Linked DNA regions of Mus musculus: region 2 is linked to region 1. The links are chromatin loops, found by intact Hi-C in ENCODE. Cell type or tissue: left cerebral cortex. All regions are shown on one strand. Each heading gives the region's core, and the rest is flanking DNA. Links, peaks and the distances in the headings are about the cores only.

Region 1 (15,846 bases), core at 4,159-12,158:
GAAATTTCTGAATGGAATACACACGCATCATGATATAAGATTAGGAGGAGAAGAGAAATGGTTTCTCAGCAAGCCAAGCAGAGTCCACGAAACTAGAACAAGGAGCACAACTGCCAATGGGGATTTACCCTGGGCCCTTCTAATAGGTTTCTAACTGCCTCAAAGAGCTAAGCATGGAGGTGCTAGGGGCAAAGGCAGGCAAAGAGGGAGAATAGAAGGAATGAGAAAAAATGCATTAAAAGAAAAATTAAAAAATCTAGCCAGGGCAGCTCTCTGGATCTTCGAACTTGGTCTGCATGGGAATTCTGGGATTACTTAGCCTGGTGTGACAAAAACAGAGCCTGGAACTAGACTCACACAGTAAGTAGGAGGGATTTAATTAATGTTAAACACAAAGAGGAATAACTAATTGGAACATTTGATCTTAAATTATAGGTCAAAAAGCAGGGGATAAATAAAAAAAGCTTAGATTAAACTAATGTTAATTCAAGTTAAATAAAGAGGAAGGGACATATGTACCCACAGAGAGAAATTAATTTCCATTGAAGGGAGGATTTAAATATACATAGATGAATAAATGATCGAGGCTTTTGATCTTAAATTATAGGTAAAAAAGGAGGGGATAGTCAGCCTAAGCTATCTCAGACAGTAGAAACTTAGGCATTAATCTCACTATTAAAAATTAATTGTGCTTTAATCCCAGCACTTGGGAGGCAGAGGCAGGCGGATTTCTGAGTTGGAGGCCAGCCTGGTCTACAGAGTGAGTTCCAGGACAGCCAGGGCTACACAGAGAAACCCTATCTCGAAAAAAAACCAAAAAAAAAAAAAAAAAAAAAAAGGAAAAAAATTAATTGTGTAAGAATAAAACAGGAGATAGTGGTGGAGCACTATCCCAACAGTATTTGCTTAGATTGTTTGAATTGTTTTAGTTACCAAAATGAGGATGATTATAAGTTTGGTATTTATGATATTTAAAATCTTCTGGAAGAGGTCAAGCTATTAATTTAATTCATTCTATATCCTTAATGATTTTTTTGTAACTGGACCAAAGACATGTTATTTTGGGAGAGAGGCTCTGTATTTGTGTTGAGAGTAAAGGAGAAAAGGCTCTGGACCCCTTCCAGAATGATATGGATCAGATATGGCAGGGGACGACCCCCTGAGGATCCTGACTACTGAAAAGAAAGACAGCAGCAGGACAAGTAACTTGATCTGCTGGTTCCCCAACATGGGGGAAAAATGTCTCTAGCCAAAACTGCAGCTAAATTTAGATAATACATCTTGTTATGGAATCCTTAAGATTCTTCTAGCCCTCCTTCATAGGGCATGGCTGACTGTTCAATTATAAGGAACTCTTTCAAAGTGGTCGGTCTAAGCTTGCTATTTGGTTTTCCTCCTGCTGGTTCATGTTTGTCTTTAGCTTGTTAATAGATAGTAAGACATTGAAATATTGCTCTTTTAAACTGCTCTGTTATTTAACAACAGTTATACTTCTTGTCTTTGTCTTTTTCAAGTTTATCTTGACATACACTTGAGTACAGATTTTAAGGGAGCATGAATAGAAGGATTTCTTTGTTTTGCTTTACCCAAGTACCAAGTGCAGTGTGTGTCTGGCTAGTCTTGAGTGCATGTTTTGGAGTTGTATAAGTGTTGAAAAATATTTACTAATTGGCTGGTGGGTTAAATTATGTACAGAAGCACTGGACTAGAGAGGAATTTGCAGCTCTGTTTCACTTAAAAACAAATCTTATGTGGTATGTTATTCCCCTCCCCACCCCCAATCCATTATACTTTTTTCTTTGTTGACTGTCTGATGTTGGTTGATTGGATGGTTGGAGTCTATAATAACCCAGGCTGTTTTACTTAGCCATCTGATTATATACTGATTATAGCTCTAATTGTGGCTCTGTGTCAAATGAAGATACACAGTTACTCTAAAATTTACCTTTTAAGGCTAGAAAATGATCATTGATTTTATGTTTGTTGGTAATATATTTATGGTTTTGAGGAATTATATTAACTATAGTCCAATTTGAGAAAGTAACTGAATATGTGAGTGCAGACACTCATATTCTATAGCATGTGTGTAGAAGTAACAATACTTTTGGGAGTCCTCTCTTCCACTGTGGGTTCCCAGGATCAGACTCAGGTTGACATACTTGCATGGCCGGTACTTTTACCTGCTGAACTGTCTTTCTGGCTCTGAAAATTTTAACTCTGAGGGAAAAAATATGACTAGTTTTCAAATGTCATGCTTTTCCAGAGTTGGGCTGTAATGTAATAGTTATAGTGCTAGGTACTTTGTTGAATATTACTTAAATTTTAATTTCTGATACATGAGAACTAATTAACTCTATTAGATTACAATGTGAGTTACAGAGTTAGGATGTTACCTGGCAACAAGAGTTTGGGTCATTAGCTCTTACTGAATTACTGAACTCTCAAACAACTTATTTCGCCCAACTAATGCCAGTGCTCCAAGGATGAGTATGGGTTGTGTTTGTTGTGTAAGTTTTTGTTATAACCAGAGTTCAAGGGGGCTAAAGAACAGCTTTTTACAAATGGTGGAAATGAAAATCAAATTCACATCTGAACAGTCTCTGTAAACTCTGTGGTGGGTGGGGAATGTGGGTTTGTTTGTGGGTAAGGTGGAAAGTGTCTGTCTTTGTCTGTCCTCTCTCTATCCCCTCTTTCAGTCTCTCCCACACCCTAGGCTGGCTTTCAGCTTGTAGCCAAGATGACCTTGAGTTTGTGATCCTCCTGGAGTTGTCCTACTATTTTATAGTGTGCTGTGGATGGAGTGTTTGAAAATGGGAGGCAAGTATTCTACCAACTTAGCTATAGTTCTAGCCCTGGGTATTTTATTTTTCTCCTTCTAAAGACAGGGTCTTGTGTAGCCTGATCTTGTTTGGTATTCACTGTATGACTAGTCTGGTTTAGAACTTAGCTCAGTCCTCCTGCTGTAGCTTCCATGGTGCTGAGACAGACTGGTGCCCCCTGGTCTTCCTTTACCAGTGTCCTTTTGTCATTCTATAGTTTTTATCACTATTACAGGTTTTTAGAGCTACATAATAACATTAATGCTGATACAACTTTTTGTTTTATGCAGGGATTTATCAAAGATGTCCACGAAGACTCCCTCACAGTTGTTTTTGAAAATAAGTAAGTTATTGGTAGATGTTAACTTTTAAGAGCTGATTGTTCTTACTGATGCCAATAGGAAAATGATTCTGCTTTTTAGTGCTTGATTCTTATGATTTCCAAGTCCAGTTTTGATAATCTTTCACTTGCTTTTTTATCTACAATATACCTGACATTTTTATTTTGTCAAGATATGTATGGATATGATTCAGTAAGCAGCTTTTTGTTTGTTTTTGCAGAAGTAGATGCACAAGTAGCATAATGCTTAAGACTGAAGTTGAAACGGTGGTACAAATAGTTACAGTAGTGAGTTTGAGGCTATCTTTAATTGTTTGATGTTAAGAATTGATAGTAATTCTCTTCATATTGTAGAGGCTAGGCAGTTAGTTATAAGTGAGGAAGACAAATATACTAGGCTGGGTTGGGAAGGGTTGTATAGAAGGACCTGTTAACTTGAAGGTCAAAGAATTGTTGAATTTGTGAATGGCTCTCAACTTTTCGAAGAGATATGTGCTTGACAGCTGCCTTATGGAGAGACAGATGTTAAGCTAACTTCTGTCTTTGTGAGCTCCATGTAGACAATAATGGTAGAAAAGAAAGGGCATCGAAATCCTAGACTTAAGCTGTCTCCTTGCTCGGCATTCAACTTAGCACCATTTTATGTGGAGGATATCTCCCAGGTGTTAGATGGCCTATGGAAACTTGAAAATGACATCTGACTATAAAACGTTGTCAGGTAACAGTAGCTAAGTTAGTTTGTGTTGCTGTAAAGATGACTATGCCCTTACTAGATACTAATTACAAGTTTTATTGCTTTTTTGAGGATGTATATGCTAAGATTTTACCTTGGCCCTGTGAGCACGCGAAGCACAAAGTTCCCATCTGGACATAAACTCTTGAGTTTGAACTGTATATTTTAAAGATGTCCTTTAAAAATCTATGTGTATGAATGCTTTTTCTGCATATATATCTGTACCACGTGCATGCCCATTCTCTTCAGGGGCCAGAAGAGAATATCATCTGGAATTGGTGCTACTGTGTGTGTGCTGAAAGGTAGTAGCAGGTGCTCTCTAGCCACTGGGTCATCTCCTCAGCTCCTGAACTGATCATTTCTTTTGTGAGCATGTACACTAAAGTTAGTTTTTATTATTTTGTAATTTATGAAGTTGGGATCTTTTTGATGTCATATTCTTGATCTCACCACTTTTGTTTGATAGCTGTGAATGGACCTTAGTCATTGTTGCTAAATTAGCCCATTTTGTTTGCAGGGTATGATGTATTTGCCCTTCTTAGGATCTATCAGAATTAGTTATAAAGCTTATCAAGAATCATACAAAAGTCTGTCAGCTTAATGAATTAAAGAATAAGGTGTTTGGTTTTTCTCTTTTTCTCTTGAGACATTCTGAATGATAAAATTAACTTAGAAAATATATAGCACTAGTCAGTGTTGCCCTATTAGGATCTGCTAAAATACAGGTATTAACTAATTCTTCTAATCCTTCAGTTGGCAACCAGAACGCCAGGTTCCGTTTAATGAAGTGCGATTACCACCACCACCTGATATAAAAAAAGAAATTAGTGAAGGAGATGAAGTAGAGGTATGTGTATTTAAGTTTTCGTTATTCTGCCTTATTTTTTGTCCTAAATAACTATCCTTGTGAGCACATCTCCGGCTCCTGGATATAACCATGCTCCTTTTCCTGTTATTTATTGGCAGTGACTATGATGTAGTGTTACTGGAGACTTAAGTCAGAAATAGATTCATGTGTCAATGCTGCTATTTTTAGCTTTGGTGGGCTTGATCAAGTTTTTCAAAAACAAAAGTTTTTTAAAACATTACGTGATATTGCATTTGGGTTTTTTTAAGAAACCTAGAACAGAACCGTATAGTGTTAGTCACTTTCTAAAGCTAGTTTTAGTGGCTTGTGCTTCAATATCTTTGGTTATGTATTATGTATATATGAACTGCTTTGTGGAATACTGTAGGAATATCTAGAAAAATTACAGAAAATCAAAAAATGACAAAACACAAAAATCCTACTACTAAGCACATGGTTCATCTTGCGTTTTGACCTCCTTTCCCCACTGCTGGTTGAACTCAGTGTGCTGTTGTTTGTGTAACTTGCTCCCTGTCTTCAGCATTAACTATTTTTGATGAATGGGCTTGCTGTTGCTGGGCATAGTGTTGCGTGTGTATAATCTCTCGAACTCCTTTGAGACTATATTGGGCCATGTATAAAATCCTGTACTTTCAACCCCCCTCCTCCACCTCCCCAAGTTGAAAATGTCATCACAGTACTATTTTATTTATTTAAACTTTTATTTTTTAGTTCTTTGAGGGTTTTGTATAAAATTTTTGATATTTGCTATCCCCCACCTATCTACCAGACTGTCTTTTTTCCCACCCATTAAAAAACAAAGCAAATCTTTAAGACTAATTTATGCTTTAGGACCAAATACTCTGAGATATGATCTTCCACAGAAGAGTGTTTAGTCTCTGAAAACCATTTCTCCTTCTCCTAGCAGCTAGCAGTTGTTAATAGATCTATAATTGGGGCGACTGCTTGGTCAACAGATAATTTGTGGATTTGGTCTAGCTCGGGCTTGCACAGGCTTTGTGCAGCTGTCACAGCTGCAGTGAGTTCATGAGTACACAGCTGCTTTGCTGTGACCAGAGATACTGTTTCTTTGTAGTTATTTACTGTCTCTGGCTCTTACATTCTTTCTGCCCCCTCTTCCACCATGATCTCTTGGAAAGAGCAGATTCTGTTCCGTTTCGGGCTGAGCAGTCTGCAGTCTTATATTTGCACTTTGGCTAGTTGTGGGTCTCTTCTGTCACTGTCTACTGTAAACAGAATCTTTGAGAAGATGCATTGATCTGAAGATGGTAGACTGGAAGGCTAGGGTATAAATTTTTAAATTTGCAAGAAAGTTGTAACACCCTTCTATGCTTATTTTATTTTTAAAAGAGTTTTTTTCCAGTCTCATTTTTGCCTGGTTTATAGAGCCGGGATAGTATACTAACTTTTCCTCATTGAAAAACCTAACAAGTAACTTAAAGATGTGTTTATTTTGGCCCAGAATTTGAGTGTACGGTTCATATTGGTAGGGAAGGCATAGTAGCAGCAACTTGAGGCTACTGTTCATGTTCTGTGCAGTCAGAGAAGAGAATGCTGGTGCTGTGCTCACTTGCACCTATGTACTCAGTCCATGATCCCAGGCTATGAGATGGCACTTCTTAGGGTCATTGTCCCCAGCTCTGTTATAGACACAGCTAGAGGATTGTTCCCTAGGTGACTCTAGATCCTGTCAAGTTGACAGTATTAACCATCACAGATAGTAAAACAGCAGGTGGTTTTACTATTTTATTTTGCTTTTACACAAAGCTATGTTACAATTTTGAGTCAGTACTATGAGCCTTAAGTAATAAATGCAATCACTCCTCTTTTTTTGTTAACTTCTATCAAAATAAGCCCATTAAGTTTGTTAAGAGATCCATAACTGTAATTTACATGTAGGTGGTAGTTTGAATAAAAATGTTCCTCATAGGCCTATAATATTTGAATGCTTATTCTGAAGTTGATAGAACTGTTTGAGGTGGATTAGGAGGTATGAACTTGTTGAAGGAGGTGGTGGTAGATAGGCTTTGGGTTCCAAAAGCCCATGCCATTCCCACTTAGTTTTTTTCTCTGCTTTGTGCTTGTTGTTTCAACATGAAAGTTCTCAGAGTTACTCCATTGCAATGCTCCCTGTCTTGATGGTCATGGTCTCAAAACCCTCTGGAACCTTGAGGACCCCCCCCCCCCCCAACCGCAATAAATGCTTTGTTTTATAACTTGGCTTGGTCACGGTGTTTTGTCATGACAATATGAAAATAACTAATACAGTATACCAGTATACTATAGTAGAGTTCTTGAGAGATGTGGTAAGACCTCAGAAAATAGTGCCAAGTGACTTCTGGGTAGACAGGAACTGCCAGCAGAGGTAATTAAGAGATTCTCAATTATGGCAGTGATGCTGGAAGTTTCCATGTTAGTTTTGTCTTTTATACTTCATCAAACATGACTTTCTCAGAGAGGAAAATGTCTCAAGGTCAAAGTGTTCTCAATTAGAAGTGTTTGGAGGACAGATTTAAGAGTTTTTTTCTGTAGACCAGACTGGCCTCGAACTCAGAAATCCGCCTCGGCCTCCCGAGTGCTGGGATTAAAGGCGTGCACCATCACGCCCGGCTCAAGAGTTGTTTTGTTTTTCAGAACTAAGTTTTTCTGTGTGTAATAGACTTGGCTGTCCTGTACTCACTTTGCAGATTAGGCTGGTCTCAAATTCATAGAAATCAGCCTGCCTCTGCCTTCTAAGTAAGTGCTGGGACTAAAGGTGTGACATCATGCCTGGCTGGTGTTTTGTTTTGTTTTGATTTGATTTGTTTTAAATAATTTTTGTTCTTTTTATTTTGCTGTTAAAATACTATTGTAAACCTCTGGTTTAAGGGGTGGGGGAGCACTCTAAATCAGCAACAAACCCCACAACTTATTGGTCTTGAAGGGCTAAAGATGTTTTATTTAACACTGTTTTCCCTAATCTCTGCCTAGGAATGCTTATCCTGACTTTAAAACCATCTGTGACGTAGTTTTCCTAGTTGTGACAAAAACATGTCAGAGATTTGGAAATCATTGTTCCTAGATTGTTTTACTTCATTTTCCATTTCATGATTCAGTCCTAGTAAAAATTTGCTCTTTACGGTTTTGTGAAATATCACAAATTAAGTTGTAATCATACTTTGTTAACTTGAAATTTTAAGGAAAAAGTTTAAGTTAAATATGTTTTAAGTATTTAATAGTAAAATATTATAATAATTATATACAAATATAATTGGCTAGAGTTGAGTGTGTTTTAGATTTTCCTTTGCATATATAAATAATTTTAGGATGTAAGAACTTTGACTATATTAAATATTTGTGATTTTTGTATGTACTAATTGTAACTACTGATGAGGGCATCAAAGAGATTGTTATGTTTGCTCACACATGTTTTATTTTTAATCAAACATACAATTCCGTGGTATGGATGTATCCAAAACTGAGATCAGAATTGCTACTTTTACAACAAAAAGCAGTAATGTGCTTATGCCAAATCTTTTTAAGAGGGTCACTTGTTAGGGAGAATGACTTAGAAGAGCAGTGGTTGCACAGTGAAGACTTCAGCTTGGGTCCCAGCACTCAGGTAACAGTGCTAGCATGTACCTTAATCCCAGCTTCTCACTGGTTGGTAGGAAGAGGAGACAGGTACTCACGTGTCACCAATCTCCCTCAAAGAAATAGGAGTTCTAGGTTCAGAGAGTAATAGAGAAGAACACTTGGCATACATACCACAGAAACACAGAATTAGAAAAGCTGTGTGTGTGTGCTGTTTGTGAAAGTTATTTATGAAAACAAAAGAACATACATCTACTCCTGAATGATATGCTCAGTCCTGTATTTGATAGTTTTATGAAATGCATTTTTTAATGGATGTTCTTTTAAATCTTGACTTTTTGCATGTTAGTAGAGGGTAGCTGACATTCTTTGAATATCCTTCTAGGATAGATAGGAAGGCTTGTTGATTTACTGGTTAATTGTAAGGGATCATGGACAGCCAAATGGAAGGTTTAGGGATAAGAACCCAGCAATCAGAACTTCAGTACATAAGTTGTACCCACAAGAGGCTGAGTAATTAATAGACAGGTGACTGATTGTGCCTGCCAAGCTAATTAGTCAAGCCAGAACCTTCAGGATAAGGATTTCACAGATTCAAATACAGAAACAGAACAACTATCTGAATTGTGGTGTTTTCTGTTTTAGTCCAAATAGTTGAAATTATAAAAATGGCCTGCAGAAGTACAGGCAGGAGGATCAGGAATTCAGGTCAACACTGTTACTGATATAAACAGTTTAGTGCAGCCTGAGTTATTAGGGGACTCTATCTGAAAACAAAGCAAACAACAACGAAATAATAAAATGGGAAAATCACTGTTTTTGTAAGATGTGTTTACTATATTAGATGAACTGAGTGTGTCTTATGTTTTACTTTACAGATAAACACGTGTAATACATTGTACTTCATGTTTTTGACAGTTGGTGGTCGTGAGCCTCCTTATTTTAAAAATTGTAATATTTTGAAATTTAAAATTTTAATTAAATATTTTTAATTCTTCAAAACAACCTAATTTTGATGAGCAGTGTTGGCACATGTTATACATATTTTAATACAGTTGCCTTGTAAGAAGCATTTCTTTAAATTTATTTAAAACTATTTAAATAGTTATTTGTTAAGATAGATTTCCAAAAACTGTTACTCAAGCTTTCAGCCTTAAAGTGCATTTCTCTTTTGCTCATTTCAGTAATAACATTTGGTTGAGTTCAATTAGATTTTCCATTTACATTTTTAATGTCAAAATCTTAGGGATGGATAGATAATGGAATGTTTTTGCTCCTCAGGTATATTCAAGAGCAAATGACCAAGAGCCATGTGGATGGTGGCTGGCTAAAGTTCGGATGATGAAAGGCGAGGTAAGTGACTGTTTTCCAAGGAGGCACCTTAACTCTGAGCTGCTGTGTCCGTCACCTCCGATAGATAGAGTTAATCCGTTGTTAACACATTCCTGTATTGTTAATTTCAATTTTGTTTATTGCCAAACACCAAGGATTCTTTTTAGCCGTATTCCTCAAGGCTACAACTATAAAGGTTCATGCTTGTAAACATTTGTAGTTTGGCTTATTATGTAAATGATGTTGGTAATGTAAAGGTATGCTTAGCGCTTGTACTTAGAGGGGATTCTAGAACACCGTCTAAAGCTTAGTACTTCTGTTCACATGAGCTTTTAAAAGAATTTTGTCTTTTAGTTTTATGTCATTGAATATGCTGCTTGTGATGCCACTTACAATGAAATAGTCACATTTGAACGACTTCGGCCTGTCAATCAAAATAAAACTGTCAAAAAAAATACCTTCTTTAAGTGCACAGTGGATGTTCCTGAGGACCTGAGAGAAGCGTGAGTAGTCACATTGCATTGTTTATAAGCTGAGATCTTTTAGTCTACAAAACAATGTCATTCTTCAGTCAACCAATGAAAACCTTACAGAAGTAAATAAAGGGCGGGGAGATGGCTTGGCAGATGAGCGCGCTCGCTCATCTTTGATTTCCACCACTAAAATTGGGTGACCCGGACCCCAGGGCTTCTGATGCCTCTGGTTGGCACTTGGACTCAAGTGTGTATAACGGCCACAAAAGACACATAATTAGGAATACTAAAGTAAGCATTAGAAAAAAACTTTTAAATTCTAATGGGTGCTATCAAACTGAGGTTGCATAATGCTCTTCCTAAATTTAATCCACTACTGAAATCTTGCATCCAAATTCATTTCTCTCTAGGTGTGCTAATGAAAATGCCCATAAAGATTTTAAGAAAGCAGTAGGAGCATGCAGAATCTTTTATCATCCTGAAACTACCCAGCTAATGATACTGGTAAGATAAGATCATAATTTAATTAATGACCATCCATATTATTAGGTGTTTCTTAAGCTATAATGTGTATAGTGAATTTACTTTTAATAATGGGTTTTTGTTTGTTTTTAAGCTATGTTAATTTTCTCTCCTTTAGTAAGTTAGAAACAAATATTTCGATTTGTTTTTTGTTTTGGCTGACTTTTTGATAAAACTACTCCCAGCTGTCTATGACCAACAAGTAGCAGTCCTGTCGTGTCGGTCTGCCGTGTGTTGAGATTAAAGGTGGGCTATTATGCCTGGCTCATAAATTACTCATCGGTCTCCATGACATCTTGAGATCCTTAATGTGTAAAATCCTTGATTTTTTTTTTTTTTCTTTTTTCCCCTGCTAACACGCATTCTGAGCAGCAGATTAAGATTAAGATGTAAGTTCAGCAGATTAGAAAGTAAGATTACGTTTGAGAGAGAATTTAGTATGAAAATAAATAAGCCGCAGGTAGGAATCAAGGATGGCTTCATTTAAATGATTTTCATTTTGGAATTATTTTGAAAAAATTAAGTTTTTGAGCGATTAACATGTTCGTTTGTAGTCGGCCAGTGAAGCAACTGTGAAGAGAGTAAATATCTTAAGTGATATGCATTTGAGAAGTATTCGGACGAAGTTGATGCTTATGTCCAGAAATGAAGAGGCCACTAAGCATTTAGAAGTAAGTTGGTTTGCTTTTTATGTCTCATGCTTTCCTGTGTCTCAAACTACATACATGACTTGTAACAACAGAAAGCCACCTAAGACCTATGTTTTTATGGCTAATACCAAGAGTCCTTAAGAAAATTAATTTTCTGTTTTACTTATGTCAGACCTAACATTTCATTGTGCTAAGTGTTGCTTAGCTTTCTTTTCGGGGCTTAGACGATTAGTAACTGGGCATACCTAGAAAAACTACTTATTTTTCTTTATTCTGCCTTTAATCTGATTTTTACTACCCTGTCACCTGTCGGATGTGACCTTAGTTTATGGTAGCAGTTGTTCTATAAGGGGAAAGAGCATACTTTACAGAGGCTGGCACTGCTGCCGTGGCAGTGCTCTGTACCTGCACCTACTTGTCCACTGCCACTGTGATGATACTCTGCCCAGCCGAGTGAGCGCGTGCACACACACACACTTGACCCTGGAGAAATTGAGAGGTTTTATAACTCAGATTTGTGACTGCCCTTACTTAGATGTTCTAAACAGTCTAAACTGCGTTTTGAAACAGCCATCTGAGCTGGTATCTAATTCATGAAAATAATTTTTAGAATTAGTTTCCTGTGACTAGAATTAAATAGACTGAAAATGTTTTTCTTCAATTTTATGATGAATTTCCTTTATTCTGTAAGAGATTCTTTGCTGACCTTGTTAAACTTAGGTTTTTTTGTCTTGACTTTAAACATAGGTTTTTTTTCTTTTGTCTTGACATTAAACATAAATGCAATATACTCAGAATCTACTATCTTTGACTAGCTCAATCCGTTCACATATTTAGCATTCTTGGTCAATCTCCAGAACTTGTCATATTAAAAACTGAAACTCTTGAACAGCAGCTTCCTATTTCCTCCTCCCTTCACACCCCACAGCTACTTTTAAACTATTGCTTGCTTGTTTGTTTGAGACTGGCATGTAATGCATGATTACCCTGTCACCGTGCCCAATAACAATTTTCATACTTTAAAAAAGACTTTTTTCTCAAGCACTGAGGTACGTCCCAGTACTTTGTTTATGCTAGGGAAGCTATCAGCATACTGTTTTGTTTTTTTAACTGATAACTGGTTCCGTCAGTGTAAGTGAGTTAGTATTTTCTGACTGATGTGTTCCTCTTAGGACAGTAATCTTAATGTTCTTGGCTTTCATACATGTCACCTATGCCACTTTCCTCTTTTGGTGTTAGCTTTGTGTGACTAGCCCACATGTTTATGCATTTATTAGTTGTTGACATGGATTTTCCCCTCTACTTCTTGATTATGTTGAATGATGGTGAACATCAGGGTTGGTGTTTTTTTTTGTTTGTTTGTTTGTTTTGTTTTATTTTTAAGTTTTACAAAAGAAAAATTCCTAATTTCTCTCATTTCCCTAGTGCACAAAACAACTTGCAGCAGCTTTTCATGAAGAATTTGTTGTGAGAGAAGATTTAATGGGCCTGGCGATAGGAACGCATGGCAGTAACATACAGCAAGCTAGGAAGGTTCCTGGAGTTACTGCCATTGAGTTAGATGAAGACACCGGAACGTTTAGAATCTATGGAGAGGTAAGTTGTCTGCTTCTTGCCTTTGGTCACTTAATTTGGCATTTTAGCAGTCTGTTCCATCGTATTTTTTTCTGTCATTTTATTTTTCAGTTTTGAGATAAGGATTCACATAACACAATGTTTATTTCTGAAATCTTGAGAAGTAGCCAGTGAGGCCTCCGTCGTTAGGAGGACAGGCTTTGAACTAATACTGCCTGGAGTAGAGTCTTAGAAGTCGACTGAACTTTGTTTCCACTGTATAATGATGATGGTGTTTACCTTATAGTTCGTGAAGATTTATTTTTGAACTATGTTTAAAGAACAAGAAATGAAAGTAATTACCACAATATAAAATTGAAATAATCTTATCAGTAGGTCTTTTTAAAAAATGTGTCTCTGGACAAGCAAAGCAACTTTGTTTTATGTGCAGGATGTTGCTGTGTAGAACAAGCTAGCCTCACAGAGGAAAGGTGATCTCCTCCCCTGAGCTCAGTGCATGACTGCGCTGCTGTACTGTGACTGTGTCCAGCTTAAAGCTTGAACTCTTTTCTGTTTTATGGTGCTGGGAAGAGAGAGCCCCGGGATTTTGTATAAGGCAGGCAAGCGCTTCTCACTGAGTTACCTAACAAACAACCTAACCTGAACTTGGAGTAGACGGAGCAGAACTTGTATCATACTATTACAATTAAGAGTTTTCTCCCTTTTTATATATTTTGGGCTTGGAGTTGTTTTAAAATGTTAACAGGAGTTTGTCTGTCTTTCCTCTATCCAGAGTGCTGAGGCTGTAAAAAAAGCTAGAGGTTTCTTGGAATTTGTGGAAGATTTTATTCAAGTTCCCAGGAATCTTGTTGGTAGGTACTTGTATAAAAGTTAAATGAATATTATAAATGCAAATTAATTTATTTAATTGGATGTTAGCTTTATAATTTGTTTACCTTAGTGTAATACGTGTTGTTAGACAGCCTGTATTGTTTTTTTGTGGAAGCATTTTATGTGACTTGTAACTTTGTCTTCTATCTAGAAAGGAAGATGTATTTGTTCTGTGCCATTAATAAGACTCATAATTCTTGTAATGATTTGTTGTTAAAGGTTTCCTTAAGTCTTCTCCTTTGGGCCCTTATTATTTCTTGTTTAATGTCTTCTTTTCTCATTTATATGCCCATCAAAATTATGATGGTGAAGGTCCTCCAGGATCTGTGATAATTGTTTTCTTCTGTTTAGAGTGGAAATAAAAGCAAACCTGGGCTGATAGTAGAGTAATAAGCTCCTTTCTACACAGTAGGCCGGGAATAGATGATGGTTGTGGCAAAAGCATAGAATAAGGGTAAGAAGCCTTGGGGAGGAGCAGGGTGTAGGAGGGATGCTTACATTGTCACGTCCAGCAGTGATAATTACTCCTCATGGTATTCATGAGGTATACGTTGACAGTTTTGAGTTTGCAGTGGTTCAACTTACTTTTAGGTATGTTAATTAGTGAAGCTGCTATTGATGTGCCCTCTGTCTTTGGTTTTGTGTCTTTGAGAGGCTGAGGATCATACCATACCCAGGGCCTCAAGTGCTGTACTGAATGGTGTCATGCCTCTTTGGTTGGTTTGTTTGTTTGTGCTATTTGATGGAGAGAGGAAGACTTTGGATATATGTTAAGAACTTAGTGATTCTCCAAAATTGTAAGTGTAAAATTAAGTGCTAACATAATAGGGAGGAATTTGCTAGCAAGTCATGCAGTTTTGTCTCCTTGTTTTTTGACCCTAGGGAATTTCTTTGAGCCCATTGGGTAATTCACTATCTATGTAGTATTTTCTCATATCCCGTAAAATAAAGTTGGAAAAGATATAAAACACTTACCTTCTTAAAGATACTTGCTTGAACACTTAAGTGGTGGTGTAGGGCGGCAGGCATGTGGCTTGGTGGGTAGAAAGCTAGTTTTCCAAACTGAGCTCAGTTCCTCTGGGCTTGTATTACAAAGCCTTCTGTAGCAAGTACATCTTTAGCCTTGTTGTAGGGAGGCATATCCTGCTGGTTTAATGGCCAGCTAGTCAGGCTGGGAATAAATGGATTCTGGGTTAAGAGAGAGAGCCTATCTCAACCCAATAAAGAAAGAAACAAACAAGTAATAAAAAAGGCAAGGACAAATCAAGAAAAATAACCAAAGTTGATCTTTGGCTTCCACATGGGGAGTTCACACAGGAAAAATAGTGATTAGCAGAAAAAATTATTTCTTGTAATTCTGCTACTAACAGTTATGTAGAAGGCTTTTTGGTTCATTTAAGTAGCTGTGATATTGCCAGTTAATACAAATTCTGTTAGTTTTGGTATGCCATTGTTCACTGCATAATGCTTTATGTGATGAGTGAAGATAATAAAACTGAATATTATATAATTTTAATAAACATGAAAATGTAAAACTTTGTTAAAAGATTATTGTTGTCAAAAAGAACTTTTGAATTTCTAAAACTATTTGAACACAATCCTGGGCTCTCTGGGTAAAGGTGAGAGAACTATGAGGCAGTTTCTCTGTGTACATCTGTATGAGTTTTGGGGATTAATTTTAGGTTGCCAGACTTATATGGCAAGTGCTTTTACGAGCTGAGACAACGTGCTGCCCTGTCATACATAATAATTTTACTATCCTGCTATTTTTCTCCTTTTCTCCTCTTCCTTCCATTATAAGCGTTTGAACCCAGGGCCTTGCCCATGTTAGGTAGGTCTTCTACCACTGAACCATACTCCAGCCACAAGAGCTGCTTTTGAAAATGTTGTTGTGCTCTTTAAGTCAATTATTCATATGGATGAAGTGCTAAGATTTTGGTAGCTATTCTATAGAACATTATTTAACTGAACTAGGCTTTCTCACTAGTAAGAAGGGGTTCAGTGGTGGGTTTGTAAAAAGAAAATCAAGTTTTGTTCAGCTGAATTCTACAAAGATAAGCCTTGTTTTTTTTTTTTTTTTGTTTTTTGTTT
Region 2 (15,846 bases), core at 4,139-12,138, 210 kb before region 1:
AAAATAAAGTAAACAGTCGTGTTAACATCATTTGAGCCTGAGGTTGGTTTCCCTTCTGGATAGTAAGCTCTGGAGAAGAGTGAGACCTCACTCACTCGAAGAAGCCCTCAGCCTTGACCCCTGCTGAGAACACATCTCCATGGTTTACCCAGCTTCAACTTGGAATTCACTTGCATTTCTGTGAGTTTGTGTGTGAAACAATAGGCATAGGTGTGCCGGGGTGGTTAGGAACCTGAAGACACTGAGGCTCCCCACACAGTGCAACTCAGAAGCCCACTCCTCATGATCTTTACAGTCCGGTTCTACTCTAAATTGTCAAACAGGACCATGTTTGGAGAGTACCTAGCATGCATTGTTTCTGCTTCCCGCCCCCCGCTCCCCGCCCTTTCTTGTTAGTTAATGAGAAAACACTCGGAGCATTAAAATAGCAGTACCACATAACCTTGACATTCAAATGTGTGCCTGATCCCAAAGCCTGTGCTATTTTCAAAAAAAAAAACAAGGTACCACTTGAAAGATGTCATAAAAATCTATGTCATAAAGCTACAAAGACTATGTCATCAAGCTACAAACCATGAACTTAAATTAAAAGCTGTCATGTTAAAATTAAATGTCTTGCTCTTAAGTAAATCAAGACAATTCTACTTATGACCACTAGAGGCCACTCATCACCAGCCTTTCCAACAGTGCTGAGGGCTGAGCTCATCCCTAGCCCTACACCCCAACCTCCAGCTCCAACCTGTCCTTTCCTTCGCCCTTTCTCACAATTTAAACTTTAACTGATGTTTACCTTACAACAAACATAATCAAATCCCTAAAAGTGAAGACTTTTCCCTTCTAACTGTCGTTGTTTCAAGCATAACTGTGAGGTTAAATGGGAACAAGGTCATTTAAAAAAGAAAAAGAAAAAAAGCTTCTTGATAGCATTTCAAAAATAAGAACTAATTCAGTTACTGTGGCAGAAATCAGACTTTCCCAACATTCTACACACTATGCTGTGTAAGAATTCTTTGAAGTCAAATGGAGTTTAAACCCTACCTCTCTGAACTCACTGTGCACCCCTGAACAAGTGTCTTAGCCTATAATAAGTATAATCATCTTCTTTACAAGGCATTTATAACAGTTAGGCAAAACAACATGGCAGAGACTTGTGATACAACAGTTATACGAATTAAATGCTCAAGTGAAGAGCATGGCATAGAAAGTATAGAAAGGCAAGCGTTCGTTGTGTGTGCGGGTAGCTGGGAATCACTCTGACCACATAGGGACCGTGTGGAACCCGCATCAGGAGATGGAAACACCACAAGAAAGGGAATTACATGGAGCTTCTTGATCTGGGATTCCAAAAGGGAAAGTGTGGATTTTTTCTCATCCATTGTCTTCTTAAGTTCAAGGATTTTTGCTTCAAGGGCTTGCTTTTCCTCTGAATTAATTTCTCCTTTTAATCGTGACATTCTGCGTTCTACTTGCTGAATGTAAAAATCCTGTTAATAGTTTTAAAAGAGAAGTTAGTGAGTGTATGCAAACACCAAGAGCCTCTCAGTTTAAATGTTGACGCAGCATCTGACATGTGCTCTTAACTTTGGTCTGGCATTATTAATTATTAAAGTAAAGTTGGTCCTCCAGCAAATCAGGATAAAATTCTTCCTAGCCTAAGGGGAGCAACAACACTGCTCAACAGTCAGCATGCAGGACAGCAACACAAACTTCATCAGAGAACAATTGCGGTGCCATCAGGGACCTTAGGAGATCACAGGATCTGAATAAATGAGGATTCCTGGTGGACATTTTTCAAAGGATAAAAAAAATAAGATAAAAAGAATAAAAAATTTTTAAAACTTAAAAAAAAAAACCCTGTCATGATAACCATGGAAACTCAACATATAATGAGTTGGTTTTTTCACTATATTTTAACATCTTTGATATTGTGTTATTGTGAAACTAAGAATTTTTTCAGATTAAGAAATTAAGATGTATGGGGAGGTGTTAGAAAATAAACATGAACATGAAGTAGGTATGTAGGCAAAACTAAGGGGCAAGCATTCCACTGTATTGTGCAGATAAAGTGGGTGGAAGACGCTCATGTTTGCAGACTTTAGTTTACTAAGGGACCCACTGCTCCAGGTCCTTTAACACACAGTCCTTTCTCCCTCCCCAGAGTGTTGGTCCCCTTGCCTTTTTTTCTTTTTAGATTAAAAATTACAGTAGTAGCTTTTAAGACCCTCTCAAGCCTCTATTATCCTAACATGGGAGCCAGCTGCCACCAGCTGAGTGTTTATCTAGGCTATCTTAGAACTCTTCATTTTCATGGGGCACTAGGATAACTCAACTACCAGAGGCACTAAAGTCCTTACAGGAGATACTCACAGAGAGGAGCACCTACCTGACTGTACATAATTTCCTGCTGCTTCAGGGTTTCAAAATCCAGTTTGTGTAACTGTTTGTTAAGATGTTTCAGGGAGGAACGGGTTCCTTCAATTTCTGATACCAGGGCTTTCTCTTTCGCTATCTCGTTCTGTAACTCTTGGACTTTCTTAAATAACACGTCTTTTACTATGCCCAATTGAACCTCCACTTCCTGAAAAGAAATTGTAGGAGTTACAACAGTTAGTTAAATTATAATAGTTTAAAATCTGTATTTACATGATCATTCAAATTTAGGAGCTCAAAAGTTCCCGTCAACATTTAGCCCTTGAAAATACAAGGTCTTCCCAAAGCTTGGCCAATCCCCCCACTCTCTTATCTCCAGTGCTGGTAGACAAGGTTGGCAGTTTTCTATCCTTGTGTCATTTGACCTACCATCCTAACTCCATCCAATATTGCCCTGGCCTGAGAACTAGACACCCTGTGAGTTCAGAGTTCACTGAACAGTCTTGAGGATATAAAAACGGAAAAGAAATCATACTGTTCAATTTGAAGCTTTTTAGGGCCACATTTAGCCATCAGCTCTCTCCGGTGGATGGGGACTAAGGATGACTACTCCTTCTGCGGTGTAAGCACACCGGTGCACAGTGGGAAATTTCAAACTACTGGTATAGTTGCACCACTACAGAGATGACATACAGAAGCAACGTATAGATGGCAAGTGTAAGAGATGTCATTTTAACCTCAAGTCCACAGCTAGTCACAGAGTATAATTTATAAATGATGAATGCTATGTTACTTCTGACTTGAATATAATGTGTATACGCATTTACATAAAATTTAGGTTTTAATAGTTGCTAGTTTTAGTAATGAACTTAACAAAAAAAAAATGCTGAAAATTTTACTACTGGCTCTTGAGAATGTGTAGAAGTCAGTGCCAGGCAAAGCCTGGTCCAGCCCTTCACTAAGCCTTTGCATTGCTTGATTTTTCTTCTGTGCTGGCCTCAAGGACAGAAAAGGAAGTTTCTGGTCCTGACACTCCTCAAGGACCTACCCTGACCTGAAAGCTTCATGACCAACACATTCTGAGTTTCCCTGTGACCTGCCAACCACCAGGCCAACTACAAGTTAACACTTTTAAATACTGAAACAGTTCTCCCTCATAACCACATTCCCACTCCGTAGCCAATGAACCTCGATGTGAAACAAAACAAGCCCATGACTAATGTGTGCAAATTTTCACAAACCAAAAGATAACCAATAACTGATAATGGTATTTCTCATGTAATTGTCACTTCTCGCTGAACTCAGGACCTTCTCAAAGACTGCTCAGTAGAATTTGAAAGCCTGGTGCCTAAGTCCATTGAGCTTTTCCTGAAACAAACAAACACTGAGGCAAGCACAATAGAAGTGTGGGTTTTCCTCCCATCCCCAAGCTCCTAGAATAACAACTCTGAGACTCATATTTACAAATTCCTTGGCCATAAGTTTTGGTTATTCCCCAATTAGACCATAACTTACTATCCCTTTTATTCTAAGTTCTGCTGATGGGCCGTGGTGGCGCACGCCTTTAATCCCAGCACTTGGGAGACAGAGGCAGGCGGATCTCTGAGTTCGAGGCCAGCCTGGTCTACAGAGTGAGTTCCAGGACAGCCAGGGCTACACAGAGAAACCCTGTCTCGAAAAACCAAAAAAAAAAAAAAAAAAAAGACTAAGTTCTGCTGAGTGGCTGGTTACTGCTGCTCAGTGCCCATGCTTCGGACTTCCTCCATGTTCCTGGATGGAAACCTCCACACCTTGTTCTGTCCCAGAATCCTTGCTTCCTCTTGGAATGCCCCCCTTCTGTTTCCTGCCTCAGTTACAGTTAGAGCAGCTTGATTTGACAGATGGAATTTCCAAACAGGAGATCCCTTCTACAGAGCACAGCCCTCTCACAAAGCATTGGTACATCTGTATCAGTGCTCATATTTTCAAGTTCATCTATCTTCCTTCGTTAAATGTGAGGGATTTTTAATGTATTTTCTGTAATGCAATTTCCAATCCTCTTTCTGCCTTTATGGAGGCCTGGGTCATCTACCTACTATCATTTCCTTCTATTAAGAACTTCACTTAGCATTGCTCTGCTAGCAATATATTCTAATCCCTACCATGTGTCTTCAAATGGTTTTATTTATTTCTATTTTCATTGCCAGTTTCATACATTTGTATACTGAACTGTAGTCGTTTCACCTTGATTTCTCATCCTGTAGTCCCCTCCCTCCATCACCAGTACCTTTCTTCTTGAAGAGTCTACCTCCTTCTTTCATGACTTCTTGTTTGCTTGCTTGCTAGTTTGCTTGTTTTGAGACGGGGTCTTATTATCTAACTTTGGCAGTCCTGTAACTTTGTAGACCAGGCTGGTCTCAAATTCACAGAGATCCACCTGCCTCTGCCTCTTGAGTGCTGGGATTAAAAGTGTGTGCCACTATACCTGGCCTCCTATGACTTCTTTGGGTGTGAGGTCCACTGAGTTTAGAGTTACTTGCCTGATCATGGGTGGGAAGTTACCCTCTGAGCATGGGTGGGTCATGGGCAACTTCTGTGTGGCTGTACCACCAGAGAGAGTGACAGCCTCAGCAACAAGCATTAACTGCTAGTCATCTTTCTGGGAGAAGTGGGCCTCGTGCTCTCTCTCTCCATTCATGATGAAATGTTGATGGGCCTAATTTGTGTTAAGTCTTGTACAGATAACATCTATAGTGAGCTCAATTCACCTGATTTGTTTTTAAATGTCATAACTTTTATTATCCTCTGTGACCTACCTAGTTCATATACTCAGCCTTTCAAGGATTTTTTTTTCAGCTCTTATGTTTGTACCATAGGAAAACATGTTCTTAAGGCCAGGTGAAACAAAAGGGCATGATTTGGACTTAACTACCACTGCATGTGGCGTTGTTACTTGGGAATTCAGAGCACACTGAGGAACCAGGCATCTTCAGGTGCAAGCAGAGTCATATTTTATACCATTTAGTCAAGTGCTCAGAGATGACTCCATCTTCATTATCCCTTCGCCTCCTTCATCAACAAAAGACAGGAAAATCAGGAGGCAGGGCTGCCCTGCCACAAACCTAGTGCCCTTTCCAAAATTCCAAAGAGAAGGTGGCAAAGAAACCTCCTCTGGTTTCTTAAAAGTTGGATTTACTGTCACTAGCACACTCTAGACTGGTGGAAGAAGAGGCCCATCTAATTAGTGAAATGGTGCATTTCACAGGCCTCTTGCCAAAAATGACCCCGGGCTGTAAGAGGTTAAAACGCTGATGGAATACCCACAGCGGGCCAGAGTATGAGAAGGTTTGATCATGAATGCACACAACAGAATGAGGAGGAGGCAGGATGCTATCAAACAAGGACACTTGCCACACACTGACCAGACGGGCAGGGGAAACATGGAAGAATAGGCAGCAGAAGGGAATGGGCTACAGGGCACAGTGTGGGGCTGCCTTCAGAACCAGGGCCCTTTGAAGCTTCACAGTGCTCTAATTCCTAGCACAAAGTACTTCATTCTTTGGGAATTTGCTGTGCTTCTGTAAAAATCCAAAAGAAGGTTTACCTTCAGGCCTTTCTCCTCCTCCTTCAGCATGTCTTCCATGTTGGTAGCTTTCTCTTCAATAGATAGGGTCTTCTCAGTTATCATCTTTAATTTATGTTTTACAACCTCATTGTGATGTTTAAGTTTTTGTAATCTAAATAATGTTTGTAAGGAAATTTAGAAAACAAGCTTAAAAGAGTACTTGACACAGATACACAAGATTAGTTGCTTCTGCTGCAAACATTGTCATTACCATCATGTATCTGGTAGGCTATAAAACTATTTCTCTGAGCCTCTCTGATGAAAAACAAAATAAAACAAGAAGATCTGGAGCTTGATAATGGAGCAAATAAGTTGCGTGGAGCTCAGTGGGCAGGGGTGGAGCTCAGTGGGCAGGGGTGGGGTTCAGTGGGCAGGGGTGGGGTTCAGTGAGCTAAGGCAGAGCTCAGTGAGCTGGGGTACCACTGGGTGGTAAATGTTTACCTACCACATTCAAGACCTTAGGTTTCATACCTAGCACCAGCAAAAAAAGGAACGTTAACAGTTATAATCTTGCATATATTTACAAAAATAATTTTAAGCACTAATATATTTCTAAATATAGACCAGAAATATATTTAATATTTACATATCTTTATATGGGTTTTTCTTACCTTAATGTTTCGTCAAAGATGTCCTTCTTTACTTTGGAAATGTTTTTCCTCAGAGCTTGTAAGTCACTGGATGTTCTGTTGAGAGTGGTTTTTAAAGTATCCAGCTAGTTATCATTAGACAGGAAAAAAAGTTACATGTTCACATTCAATAAGGTTTTTTTTTCTGAGAAATGCTATTGTTCCTACTTTAAGTTCTAACCTTAAAATAACACCTATATAGATAGCAACTTTGTGTAATTAATACCTATCTGTAGCTCTCCTTGATCCCCACATCAAAGTTTAGATGACTTTTTGTTTCATAACATGAAAAACATGATAAATATCACCATATATAAAGTTGAAAGTGCATGTAAAAACAGGTAGTCACTATTCCTGCTCAGGGGTAATATGACTTTGGATCAGTGGCTCTCAACCTTTCTAATGCTGTGACCCTTTAATACAGTTCTTTATGTTGTAGCGACCAACAATGATTTCCAGTGCTACTTCAGAGCTATAATTTAGCTACTCTTATGAATCATAATGTAAATATCTGGTATACAGGATATCTGATGTGTGACCCCTTTGAAAGGGTCATTTGGTGCTTCCAAGGGGATCACATCCCACAGGTTGAGAACCATTGCTGTAGATACCCTGATGTGAATAGATAACCTGTCAGGATAGCCTGACAAATGCAGCTGGATATGGAAAACCTCAAAATTCAACCCAGCCAACTCCCTGCATCCATCCCCCATGACATACACCTCACACCCATCCTCCATGACGCACACCTCACACACATCCTACAGTGACACACACCTCATACACAGCCTACAGTGACATTTCACACCTTCCTCCACACATTTGACTGTTAATCTAAATCTAAGATATAGCCAGGAGAGCCACTACTACCCCATATGCAACAGTAGTTCAATAACTAGTTTTCTAAGGAACTCCGTGTTGACTTCCATTGTGGTAATATAAGTTTGCTTTCTCACCACTGGTGAATAAGAATTCCTCCATCACAGAAAAAGATAAAACAACCCTAAAATGCATAAGGGGCTATAAAATGAGTATGTAAACAACCTAGAGCAAATTGAACAAGAAAAATGAAGCTTGGATAATTATACTTCCTACTTTCCAGCCACAGCAATCAGAGCAGTATGGTACTAGTCCCCAGACAGACCCCTGGACCAACGGGACAGAACAGAAGGCAGGATCAAATCCATGTGCTTGTATACATCAGCAGACTTCCTAAAAACCCTTAACAGGGAAAGGCAGCGCCTTCCAGAAATGGCTCTGGGAAAACCAGAGACCCACAGTGCGAGGTAATAACATGTATTACTTAATATAAATAATAAATATAAATAATAACATGTTATTTCTCTTGTACTGTATATGGAATCAACTCAGCGTGGACTAAAACCTCGAGGTGAGATCTACTACTTTCTAACTGTTCAAAAAAGGACAAAAGTACAAGGAAGCAGGGCTCGCTCTCCTCTGCCCAGCTTAGGACACCAACATACTGCATAAGGCCACCTGCAGAACACTTCCAAACCACAGATCTGATAAAGTGTCCACATCCAAAACACACAAGCAATGCATGCTGCCCACTGCGAGTAAAAGCATAAGGACTGTAAACGAGCAAAGGTTTGGCCCTGGCAGTTTTCTGAAGAGAGCATCAATAGGTAACAGTCAGCAGTACCGAGTCTCAGGAAACACGACCCAGTGTCAGCATATCAAGTCAGAGCTGATGCTGTGAGCTGCATTTGCCACACAAAGGCAGTGTCAGTCAACACACACACACACTCAAAGATTTCAGGGAAAGAGCCAGCAGGCCTCTCCAGTGCCACTGAGCTTCTGTGTGACCGCAGGCCAGTGCTCGGGTGACACACCTCATCCTTCAGCTGACTTCTGTTGCCTTCGTGACGCTGGTAGTCCATCCTGCACTTGGACACTTTCCGCTCAGCAACAGAAATTTTTCTCTCGTATTCTATGTTGTTCTCAACCTCATTTTCCAGAAACTTGATCTTCTCTTTCACCACGCCTTCTTTTTCTCTTGCTTCCTGCTTTATTCGTGATAATGCCTAAAGATAGAGACAAATGCATACGCTCAAGTATTTCCTAAGTTCCAACTAAAACAAAAGGGAGTTAAGTTTTTATTTTTTAATATTCAACACTTACTTTTTATTTTAAAAAGTCTTTAAAAATGTTTGCTGTTGTGGGGAGTGTGTTGTTGCTGTTGTTTGGAGACAGGGTCTCACTGAGGCCCTGGGTAGCCTGGAAGTCTCTGTGAAGGCCAGGCTCATCTTAACCACACAAAGATTTGCCTGGGGTTAAAGTGTACGCCATCACCCCTAGCTAAATAGGATGTGGTTGTCAATATGCTGTGCTTGAATATCTCTGAATTCACATCATTAAATGTTATTATATTTTCTGCATCTATCTGGAAGAGCTGACAAGCAAGGAAATGAATAGGCCTTTACACAGAAAGGGAAAGTTCTCCCAAAAGAAACAAAACCAGAAATAGTACTGAGTAGTTTGCAAAGAGAATCTTAGGCATCAGTGAAATTTTCTAAATACTGTCAAGACCCCCAATTTTTCATCTTTTAAAAGTAACATTTCGCCAGATATGGTGCACATGGCTCGCAGGAGGCTGAGAGGAGTAGTTCAGGTTTGAAACAGCCTTGAGTTCATGGTTCGAGGCCAGTCTAGACTATACAAAGAGACCCCGTAGCAACAAAACAAGACAAAACAAAAATACATCATTTGTTATTGGCTTCAATGAAAATGTCCTCACTTAGGCTGTTTGGCGGTCTTGAAATTACAATAATAAAAATAACCCTCGGAGTTCTGTATCTTATGTAAAAGGAGGAAAAGAAGATAATAACTCCTCCCCGGCAGGAGCCACTGACTACATCATCAACAGGCAGTGCTCCTCCACCCTGAGAGCTAGTGGTACTAAGAGGTGCCATGCAAGCTTCCAAAGGAAGGAGTCAACCACCAGTCATCCACTTAGGAGGCTAAGAAGCACGGCAACGAGCAGCATGGCACAACAGCCTAAGGGTGCAATGGTGGCACTCAGACCTTGGAAGTAACCAGCAACTCTCTGATTGGATATAGGGCCAAGTTACGTGGAAAATCATTCCTGATACTAGAAACGTAGCCAACTCCCCAGGGTTGGTGAGGTCATGGATCTTGGAGGAGAAGCTACACTTTATTAAACCAGCGTAATCTCTAACGACATTCCAAGCATTTGTCCTTAAATCCATAGGCAAGTGTAGACTTCATCCTTCACCAAAGAAACTTCTTTGTGATCGTTGAGACCATTCCCAAGAACCATAGCCGGTCAAAACGCACAGTGTAGAGCCCAGTCCACTCCCACACCTAAGGCTAAGGGAACATTGAGAAGGAGAGAGTGGAAAATTATACAAGCCAGAGTCTGGGCATTTACTGTGAGATGATGTCTCCTAGTAACATCGAAAACTACAATGGGAAAGTCTCACCAACGTGATTACCTAAACCTGAGCTAAACAAGGATGGTAACAATAGACATTGTAAAGTGAATAGGGAAAAGATGACGATGAGGAGGAGGAGGCCCCAGCCTTATAGAAAGAACTATAGGCAACTAAGGAATGCTGAGAGTGAGAGGCATGGTCTTCCCCAGGGAAGAGCAAACTTACTGGCTGTCTGATACCAAATGGTCAGCCTGAAAACATGCATACAAGTATCATCATACAGCTTGAGCAGGCTACAGTTATATACATGTGTATGCATATAATATAAACATATATTCATTATATTACATTCAATATATTTATAGTATATAGTCAATATTGTGTGTGTGTGTGTGTGTGTGTGTGCACGCGCGTGTGTGTGCACGCGCGTGCGTGTGTTTGTGTAACAACAATTAATGAAAAAAGAGGCCATGAATTTGAAAGAAAGCAAAGAGGGGTACACATCAGAGTTTGGAAGTAGGAAAGGGAAAGAATTAATACTGTAATTATATCATAATCTCAAAAATAAAGGAAATAATTAAAAACAAATATGGATAGATTTTAAGCATTTATTGTGGTTGAAACATAAAGTGGGAAGGGTGGTATGGGAAGGGGTCATAACAAAATGGTTGAAATGTGACCCAAAAGAAAAGGCAGAAAAAAATAGGCTAGCAAAGTAGGGCTTCTAGGGTCAGATGGAGAAGAAAAGCAAATGCCAAGTTGAAAAGGGCCAGCTCTTAGTGCACAACAGGAAGGCTGGCAGAGCCGGGAAGCAGAGCAACAGGGTTCTTATCAGTTACTCGGGACAGCAGAACCGATGAATTAAAAGGAAAACTTGTCTTAAAGTATATTTAAGTTTCAACAAAGGTGATTCTATCAAATAACTAATTTTTAAGGTAGTGTTCTTATATGTCCTCCTTATCAATTGACATTCTTAATGTAGTGTTCTATATCACTATTGTGCTGGTACAGCCAGAGGACTGTCAGACTCTTCTAAGCTTACACGTTTCAAATGCTCACTTGAAAGCCGTCATCACATTAGCTTTTCTGCCACTCAGGCAGATAAGTTAATACTAACAGCAGCAGTCAAGTTTCTTAACAATGCTGCTGGTGACTAAGTAGTTCCCTGGGTTTGACACAAATGTGTCTTGGTAGCAAGACACAAGCTGGAGAAAGGGAGAAGGATTGGAAGAAACACCTAACTGAAGAGTCGTGGGCTACATGCAAACCGCTGGCTGGAAACCTGTGATCCTGGGCCTGCTTGAGGCACATTACGGAACAGGGCTTGGGGTTTGAAAGTAACAGGATGTCCAGAAGTAGACACCGATGTCAGCCTCAAGAGTTCAGAATGAACACGGTGTGGTATTTAACTGCAGTCATTCTGCAGAAACAACATTTAATTTCAATACATCCTCAGAGAAGACACTGGCTCCAACCTTCAAGGACTGTTGCTGTCAAAACCAGAATGGCTCTGTTGTTCTTTCCAGGGAGGCACGGCTCTTCTGTCAATACAACAAACAAGCATCCCAGCCTTTTCTCAGAAGTCCAAACTGCCGGCACCTCTGCTCTTTGCCTTTTCATTCAGTAGAGGAAGAGTGGCCTTAACACCTCTCCCTGCCGCTTGCTTTCTCCCTCAATTTCTTCTTTCCAAGATCATCCCTCCTGATCTTCTAACTGTGTCTACCAACATCCCATTTCTTTTTGTTTTTTTGTTTTTGGTTTTTGGTTTTTTGGTTTTTTGAGACAGGGTTTCTCTGTATAGCCCTGGCTGTCCTGGAACTCACTTTGTACCAGGCTGGCTTGGAACTCAGAAATCTGCCTGCCTCTGCCTCCTGAGTGCTGGGATTAAAGGCGTGCATCACCATGCCCTGGCAACATCCCATTTCTTAATGATTTCGTCCAAACTTTCTCCTAAATCCCCATGAATTACTCCCACACCATCCCTGCCTCATTTCAGCTATCACTCATCATTGGTGCCATGACTTCAATAATGGACCACGCTGGCAGCCAGGACTTCTGTATCTCTTTCCTTGTCTGAATTGTCTACCACAGCCATTCCTACATACCTAGAACTTGGGGCCAAAGAGCAACCTGTGAAACCCGAGTTACAACAGATAACCATGGGCTGGAATGCTGGAAGGAAATCTCAGTTCTCAAGGATAATAATACTATAAATAAATAAATAAATAAATAAATAAATAAATAAATAAATAATGTCCATTGAGGCCCATTGCTAAATGCTTGACTTGGCTTGGAGAAACATTTGCCGGGACCATTATATCTTGCTGAAACGTGACTTTCAAACAGCAGCATGCTATTTTGTTATGGTGGTGGTTAGTTGGTTGAGTTTGGTTTGGTTTGGTTTGGTTTGGATTGGTTTGGTTCAGTTTAGTTTGGTATGTAGCCCTGGCTGTCCTGGAACTAAATAGACCAGGGGCCTCAAACTCACAGAGATCTGCCGCCCTTTGCTGCCCAAGTGTTGCGATTAAAAGTATGCACCACCACCCCAGGCTATGATGTATATTTTAAATTGATGCGGTAAGCGGGAGACAGTAGCACGGCATCGCAAGGTTGCAGCTCGCTCACCAGGGCACAGTTGTCTATCTCCTGATCCCGCCTCTGCATCTGCTCAATGGTGTTCTCCCACTGCTGAATGAGCTCCTGCCGTTCTAAGTGAATCTTCCGGAAATCCTGTGCAGCTTTATCTAATTCTAACTGCAGAACAAACAGAAGATGACACTTCCATTAATCTAAATGCTTTTGCAAATATCGCCTTGGAAGTTAAGAAGTAAATATCTCTGGAGACCAACCTGCGCACTTAGCGTCTCTGTCAGTTCACTGTCTAGAAGCTTCCTCTTCTCGTTATACTCCATGGTCAGCTTTTCTAACTGCAGAGTCAGGGCCTATGATGTGATTACATGGAAAATAGTTATGATTATCATGTATTAAAGTTGGCATATAGCATATCTAGCATTCTGTATCATTACATCTTATGTAAACACTATCTAAACAATATAAAATAATATATATTTTCTTATGGTCTAGCTCCCAAAGCATTAATGTACTGTTTGCATATATCCCCATGGAAATGTACCTGTTTCTAAGATGGCTTATAACACAAGTTAGGAGAAAAATACAAACATAACCTGCCATTTAAAAATATTTAAAATAGCACATTTGGTATTTAATCTGCTAGAATGGAGCTGTACGACAGTAGCTTCACTATCACAGTAGATGAGCTACTAAGTGGATTTTACACAATGTAAATTTGCACAGTATAAATTACAAAAAATAACTTATCAACTGCAATAGTATCTCAAATCAGTAGAACTTATATGGAATATTCAAATCAAATGTCAAAGTATCCAAAATTAATTAATAGTTTTAGGATGACTAAAACTTTCTCTCCTGAAATGCTTTGAAATGTCCTTTGAAGTCATAACTCAGGTTCCTGGGTGGGGGGGGGGGGGTCATATGGCTTCAGAGGCAGCAACATGCTGGAGGATTTGACTGCACTCGTTCTTCTTGAGAAATGACACTTCATCCCAAAAGGTTCTCAAAGAAGAGCCTGGCCCCAAACCTTCAAGGACAGTTGCCTCCAAAATCAGTGACTATGACTTCATGTTTTAAAGGTGGACTTAGAGAAAAGCGGTTCTAGCAATGCCTAACGTCTCACCCTGATTTTGTTATCGTCTTGCTGAGAGTACTTCTGAAGGGTCAGAGAGTCACTGTCTTTGTGAGCCGATTCTTCCAGCCAGGCCTCCAAGGCTTGCTGGTCCCAGTTCATCTGACATTTCAAGTCATCCAGCTTTTGAGTAGTTTTAAATATATTGTTCTACTTTCCAAGGAACAGGAGAGAACAGGCAATAACAAAACATTATTTATTATGCAAACATCACAACACATACTTTATACTACCAACCAAACAAATGGAGAAAGCCAAGCTCTGCCTTCCACATGTTTGTGGTATAGTATGTTCAATTCTATTACTACCATGCTTGTATTTTAATTCTTCAGTTATAAAACAGAGGTAATCAGACAAGGTCAAAAACAGTTGGTTAAGTCAAGGTTCTTGCGAAAAAGCTTTAGGGCAGTTCTCTCATAGAGAACCCATTAGATCCCAAACCAAAGCCACCCCAAATATGTGAGTGTGGGGGTCAGTTAAAATAGCTTGCTTGACGTGCTTGCTTAAACAGATGACAAAGTCAGCCCATTTCCAGTCACGTCTGCTACTCTAACGAGGTCTCTTACAGAAAGATTTGGAAGTAGTTCCAATTGAAGTAAATACAATACAGGGTATAAATTATTTCTGTAAATGTTGTCACTTAATGAATCTATAACCAGAAAAGAAAACGTGCATTAAATCAGTAAACGTTATTTATATTGGCTCTATAAACATTACTTTACATAATTAGAATACGCATGTGAATGAATATTCTTTTCATTCACTAGTTACTGGTACAGAAGGGGCCAGCACACCTTAAGTTGTGTTCCTGGGAGATAAAAGAAAAGTAGCTGATGTGAGTCTGCAAGGAAGCCAGCACGGAGCACTCCTCCATGGCTCCTGCTTCTGCTCTTGCTCGGGTTCCTGTCCTGACTTCTAAACCAAACAAGCCCTCTTTCCCAAGCTGCTTGTGGTCAGTGTTTTCTCACAGCAGCAGAGACGCTAACCAAGGTAGGTCCCCACGTTGACAGAAGAATATAAAAGGTAAAACTTTGAGGTGAAATTTAAAACCGAAAGTTATCTGTCTGCTAACAGTGTGGCCTGCACCTATAAGTAAGTCTTATTAATAGCAGAAATGCAATGTTTGATCATTTCTTTCAAGCCACAACGCTGTCTTTTCATGGGGGCGGGAGGGAGGAACCATGTAAATAAATCTCAGAGAAAAGGTAGGTTCTCCCTGGAGAGAGCTGGTTCAGAAGCAGGACCGCAGCAAGCCACACCCACTTCCATTTGGCTCTTGCGCTCCCGGATGATCGCCATCTCCTTCTCCAGCAGTTGGGTCTCATTCTTGACTCGGCCCAGCTCTCTTTCAGCAATGGCCTTAAAATGTTCTTCGCTCTCGATCTCACTCTCCCTTGCTTTGTAAAGAGACTGAAAAATAATTACACAACATAGAAGCACTTCGATATATGTTTCTATAGTATGAAATATATCACTGCACGACGCAGCCCCAGCCCAAGTGCTCAGATTGAACAGTTAACTCCACCAGGGTAGGATCTGACCCACTGCAGCATGTGGCTCCTCTGCGGCTGTCTCTCAGCGCTGAGCCGTGAGGAGCTTAGCCACGGACTTCCCAGAGGACTGCTGTCAGGAGTTCAGGAGTTATATGGCAGAAACTAAAGAAAAGAACCTGGGAAGGTGAAAACTAGAAGCTATAATTCATCCTTACCAAAAAGGGAGAAATATTGGTTATAAATAATTGAGAAAATGGGGTTTATATTGAATTAATCACCTAGTTCTACTTAACAGAGACGAGTCTGATAACTATTTACATGCGGAGGAGTAAACATCTCTTAGAATGTATTAGTACAGAGTTATGTCTTTGTATTTGGCTCTGTTTCTTAAAAGACTATTTTCTGGTTAGAGAGCCCTTCAAGGGTGAGTTCTGAGTGTTTATTTTACAGTGTCAAAGCTGCTAGCCCTGGGGGAAGACTACTGACTTTGGTCTCATAATCCAGGTTCCATGGTAGTAAGGTGTTCCCACAGAGCCCCTCTTTTCCTCCAATCCTGACTCAAGAGTGTAGTGAGGAGCTGAGAAGACATAATAGTTTATCAATTACTCAT

What was found. Peaks named below come from ENCODE experiments on the same cell type or tissue, not always from the same donor. Only the 100,000 strongest peaks of a DNase experiment are listed, where the experiment ranks them.
Region 2: a loop joins it to region 1, with 2.2 times the contacts of the local background. A loop is called at or near these places in 3 of 42 quality-filtered maps.

What each region holds. Positions count from the first base shown.
Region 1 is chr3:34,036,418-34,052,263 of GRCm38, forward strand. It overlaps Fxr1 (fragile X mental retardation gene 1, autosomal homolog), which reads left to right. Exons shown (of 17, transcript NM_001113188.1): 2 at 3,110-3,162; 3 at 4,646-4,739; 4 at 9,615-9,686; 5 at 10,020-10,168; 6 at 10,549-10,642; 7 at 11,215-11,331; 8 at 12,736-12,906; 9 at 13,658-13,736. Among named protein-coding and RNA genes, the nearest start is that of Fxr1, 24 kb to the left of the region's middle. In left cerebral cortex, for the core only: no CTCF peak of the experiment used is centred there; no DNase peak of the experiment used is centred there.
Region 2 is chr3:33,824,072-33,839,917 of GRCm38, forward strand. Ccdc39 (coiled-coil domain containing 39) reads right to left here. Exons shown (of 20, transcript NM_026222.2): 3 at 15,007-15,153; 4 at 13,735-13,893; 5 at 12,869-12,961; 6 at 12,645-12,773; 7 at 8,457-8,648; 8 at 6,586-6,689; 9 at 5,954-6,086; 10 at 2,384-2,578; 11 at 1,320-1,484. Among named protein-coding and RNA genes, the nearest start is that of Ccdc39, 12 kb to the right of the region's middle. In left cerebral cortex, for the core only: no CTCF peak of the experiment used is centred there; a DNase peak (open chromatin) is centred at 7,314.